Linked DNA regions of Mus musculus: region 2 is linked to region 1. Evidence: chromatin loops called from intact Hi-C (ENCODE). Cell type or tissue: left cerebral cortex. All regions are shown on one strand.

Region 1 (2,500 bases):
CTGAACATGGAGACAGCACCAACACCGGTAATCACAGCCAACCACCGTGACAGTGAGACCTGGGTGTCCTTTTAAAGAGCTTTGGAACCACTCACTGCCTTACAGCTCTCGGTTCCCACACAGTTCCACTTCCACCAAGAACTTTAAAAACAGAAAGACAAACCAGGTTGCACCCAAGAGACAAGAAGGAAAACAGAACGTGCGATTTGGAGACAAGGGTTTTACTGCAAAATGAGTAACGGTGGCCAGCTGCCCAAAAGTGTAGCCGTATTAGAAAATGCCAACCCAGTCTCCAGACACCGGTGTCAAGTCATGGAGAAAAGTAAGTAAATAATAGTGGCCACTGTTTTAAGAGTAAGAATAGTAATAACGATTGTCACCACAGCCTTCCGTACAGCTACACGTGGAGCCACTCCTCCCGGCTCCACCACTTCAGCCTCCGGGCATCCTGCGCTGCCCGCAGCAGAATTAGGGGCCACTGGCCTAAGGTGGCGAAATCAGTGGGTGGATCGAGTGGGCGGGGCAGATGGGCGGGGCTCAATGCCCCGCCCCTAGTTCCCGACGTGCCCAACCCTCGTGCGCCTGCGCTTCTTACCGGGCTAGCTGGGGGGGGGGGGTGTGCGGGTGCGGGGGGGTGGGGAAGTGTTGGGGGGCGGGGACTAGTTGGTGGTCCTTACTATGAGCGTAATTCGGCTGTAGCAGGGCTTGGGGATGCTGCTAAAGGAGCTGCGTCCAGCACAAACATGGAATTAGACCTAACTGGAGACCTCGCTAGACAGTCACTGGCAGCCAGGACTCAGGGATAAAGGAGATGGACGTGGGAAATCTGGTCTGTGTGCTTGAAGGCAGGGTCCGTAGGAGCTGGACACTTGGGGACTGGGGGGTGGTGATGGGGTCTCCCCACCAACTAGAAAAGGAAACTTGTGGCGGGCGGGCACGCGCTACCAGCCGACAAATCAGGAGCGAGCGCTGGCCTGCAGTTACCTTTCGCGGGTAAACCGCTCTTCTGCACCGCACCAGGGTTCCCTGCCTGCCGGGCATTCCGCGGAGCTGCACTGTGCCAGGCACTTTTGAGGTTGCCCTGAAAACAAAGACTTATTTTGGGCGGTGGGGCGTGGGGGGGGGGGCGGAGGACAGCTGGTGTCCTTATTTCCCTATTCTCTGGGATTCCCCGCCATCCTGGAACATCTCATTGTATTAAAAAGCCTGTCTTATTTTGGAGTTGCATAATTATGGACAAATTAAGTCAGCTGAGAGTTAAAACAAGCCATCGCCATACAAGAAAACCGTTTGTGTATGGTTAGATACTGTGGGATTTCAGAGGCCTTTACCTTCTTTTTTTTTTTTTTTTCCAAAATCCCTTCTAAGTCTATACTGATAATATTTGGGAGGTAGTGAATGAAATGCCAATGCCTATATTGCAGGGAGAGAGGTCACCATTTACTGACTGAAAATAGCGTTGGCTGGTTGAATTTCATACTCACACGGGAAATGTTAGCAAGGTCTAGATTAATAATAGAATATGTTTTATCTATATTAATTATTAATCTAAATTTTTAAAAGAAACCACCCTTCCCCGTGTAGCCCAGGCTGACCCTCCTGTCTCAGGCTTTCAAGTGTTGGGCTTACAAATGTATTTCCCAACTTCTAATTTTAAGCAAATTGGAAAGCAGGGGGATTTGGCTCAGTGATATGGCCTTGCATGAGACCAGAGTTTCAATATCCAGTACAGAAAGAAAACGTTAAACTTTTTGAATGCCTCTCTGTCTTTCTTAAGCTCCATGCTTAAGCCTGTATTAAAAATATGCCATTTTAAAAGTACTTCAAAAATAAATTTTAAATGATTTTTTTTACTCTTTCCCCCCCCCCCCTCCTTACAATGCTAGCCTGCTTAAACTCAGTATCATAGCAACTCAGAATGGTTTCCGTAAGGATATTTTCTAAGTGATAACCACTTCTTTTCAGTAACGATTCGTTCTCAGGAAGTTCAGTTCTCACTTAACCAGCAGCTATGAAAAAGAGCATTTATCGCTCACTCAAAACCCAGCAGCATCCACTACTTCTGCGAAGACCCTTACCTCCAAAGCTCCCTAAAGTACCTTTATTAAAAAAGAAAGTTCGTATAGTACATACAGGTATGTACAGATATGTGTATTAACCTTGGTGTGTTTTTTTTCCATAGAAATCCCTTGCTTTACTTAATTTACAATCTCAGTAAAGACAGTTACTAATAGCCATACGGAAAAATGTTTATCATAAGGTGACAACAACCAAGAATCAGTTCTATAGGTGTGCTCATTGATTGATCCTCATTCGTGGACTTGTCAAATATGAGTTTACTTACTGCTAAAATCCCCAAATCAATAGTTCTTCTGTTCATGGGAACGTGTGTTTAGATAAGCGAAAATACAAGTTCCACAACACGCATGAACCCAGTACACACCTGGATGACGCAGGATTGACTCTGCCTTCCTGTTTCAGCTCCTGTAATATAAACACG
Region 2 (2,500 bases), 66 kb after region 1:
ACCAAAGACTTACTGCTATTCCTCATCTTTAGCGCCTCAGAAATGTCATGAGGTACAAGCCACTCCAATTGAATTCAGTTTGTCACACGCAAAAGGGAGATCTGAACGTAGGAAGGGGACTAGAATTTCTGAGGTGATTATGTGTCAATATGATTAACCTGGATAGAAATTTCCAGAACAGATCTAGTCAGGGTTTGCCTATAGGAGACGTTTTCGTGAAGACTTTTGGAAGTCAGACCCAGATCAGACAACATTGCCTCTTGTGCACACTTTGATGGATTCCCTGACCCACTCTGTTGGGGAAGTGGCATCCAGGCCCACAGCTCCCCCATCTTCTGTGGGATCTTTACCTTTGTCCTTCCATTCTCAGTCCAGTCCACAGCAGGAGCACCCACACACCATCCACAACAGTGAGGTTGCAAACTTGGAGGTAGAGAAGCCAACACAGCTGTTCTGCTTTCACAAAGGGATGGACTGGGCGTGGTTGAACCCTTGATTGACAGTGGTAGGACTGGGCGTGGCTGAACCTTGATTGACAGTGGCGGGACTGGGCGTGGCTGAACCTTGATTGACAGTGGTAGGGCTGGGCGTGGCTAAACCTTGATTGACAGTGGTGGGACTGGGCGTGGCTGAACCTTGATTGACAGTGTTAGGAATGGGTGTGGTTGAACCTTGATTGACAGTGGTAGAGCTCCCACCACCTCGTCAGCTCTTCAAGAGATGAGGGAGATTTTCAGAACCAAGAAGAACAGCCTGGTATGCAGAACAGATTCTGTAACGGGCACTATGACCTTTGGCCAAGGAACAGAAGGCATCCTCACAGGAAAATACTCTAGGGAACAGATAGTGGAGACTTCGCTGCCCTTCCTCCCTCAACTCTGTTTTGGGGGCTACTAATTGTCTAGACTCAATTGGAAGCCATAAGGCCAGGGAGCCATAAACCTCAGGCACAAAAGGATGGGGGTGGGGCACTGAGAAACCAACAGAAGATATCTCACACAAGCTCTAACCTCTACCACTCTTCACATCATACCAGAGACAGCAGAGTCCTCAGTTCTGTGACCTCACCTCCATCCAGAAGGTGCTCACGTCAGCGAAGAGAGTGTAGGCACGAGTCTATGGGAATATGGCCATTTAGCACCGAGGTTCCTAAGAGAGACTTTTAGTCACACAGTTTCAGTTAAAGCGGTCTTTTCTGTGGGAGTATCATCACGGCTGCCTGAATCCTGAAGGCAGCATGTGGGGGAAGAGGGCTGAACCCATCTCTTCAGTGTGCAGATTTTCACCCAATTCCCTTCTGTTCAACTTACAACGGTATCTTAAACTCTGCGTGACCCAGATTCTCTGGAGTTTTTCAAGGTGATAGTCAGAAAAACCCATGTTCCCACCTTTAGCCCAGGCTACCTCACTCCGTGCTTGGCCTTCCAAGGAGGACTTGGGGCCGGGGCGGGGGGGGGGGGTTGCGGGGATTGAGGGGAAGACAGAGGAGGGCCAAAGACCTCCTGTCCAGTCCCTCAGACACCAGCCAGAGTTCGCAGCCTCGCATCAGTCGAAACTGCTGAATGAGTCCTCCTTGATGCCCTTCCTGTACAGTGTGCTGTGTTCTCTTAGGCTTTTGCTTGTTTGTTTGTTTGTTTATTTATATTAGGTATTTTCTTCATTTACATTTCCAGTGCTATCTCCAAAGTCCCCCAGACCCCCCCCCCCACCAAATCCCCTACCTACCCACTCCCACTTCTTGGCCCTGGCGTTCCCCCGTACTGAGGCATATAAAGTTTGCATCTCTTTCCAGTGATGGCCGACTAGGCCATCTTTTGATACATATGCAGCTAGAGTCAAGAGCTCCGGGGTACTGGTTAGTTCATAATGTTGTTCCACCTATAGGGTTGCAGATCCCTTTAGTTCCTTGGGTACTTTCTCTAGCTCCTCCATTGGGGGCCCTGTGATCCATCCAATAGCTGACTGTGAGCTTCCACTTCTGTGTTTGCTAGGCCCCGGCATAGTCTCACAAGAGACAGCTATATCAGGGTCCTTTCAGCAAAATCTTGCTGGTGTATGCAATGGTGTCAGCGTTTGGAGACTGATTATGGGATGGATCCCCAGGTATGGCAGTCTCTAGATGGTCCATCCTTTCATCTCAGCTCCAAACTGCATATTTTTAACCTCTGTGCATTTCTAGAAAGAGGGAGAGCGGAGCATGCAGTTGATCTGCCATGCTTCTTCAGTGAGCAAACGGAATTTGGACTTCTCTCAAAGGAAGAATTTCTGTTTTAACGAAATTTTAGAAGTAGAGGGGACGCAGAAGGGTTTCAGACGATCAAGACCATTCCTACAGAAGGGGACGAGTGACCGCCACATTTGTTTTGTAAACTTTCTGTCTTCCTCACATCCTTCCCATCTGCTGCTATAGAATATCAGCGCCGCAAAGCCTGATGGGAGAGGACTCACTAAGCTGCAACAGGCTCCAGACCTGGTGTCCTTTTGCTTTTAGAAAAAAAGA

Evidence for each region. A loop is a pair of places that touch in the nucleus more often than their neighbours do. Peaks named below come from ENCODE experiments on the same cell type or tissue, not always from the same donor. Only the 100,000 strongest peaks of a DNase experiment are listed, where the experiment ranks them.
Region 2: a loop joins it to region 1, with 2.3 times the contacts of the local background. A loop is called at or near these places in 3 of 42 quality-filtered maps.

The regions. Positions count from the first base shown.
Region 1 is chr14:75,129,100-75,131,599 of GRCm38, reverse strand. Lrrc63 (leucine rich repeat containing 63) reads left to right here and starts at 717. Exons shown (of 10, transcript NM_027581.1): 1 at 717-829; 2 at 1,966-2,135. The coding sequence starts at 2,012. It also overlaps a transcript of Lcp1 not described here. In left cerebral cortex, a CTCF peak has its summit at 989; DNase peaks (open chromatin) are centred at 207, 543 and 878; H3K4me3 peaks cover 1,368 bases; H3K27ac peaks cover 268 bases.
Region 2 is chr14:75,062,793-75,065,292 of GRCm38, reverse strand. No RefSeq gene overlaps it. Among named protein-coding and RNA genes, the nearest start is that of Rubcnl, 48 kb to the right of the region's middle. In left cerebral cortex, no CTCF peak of the experiment used is centred here; a DNase peak (open chromatin) is centred at 1,166.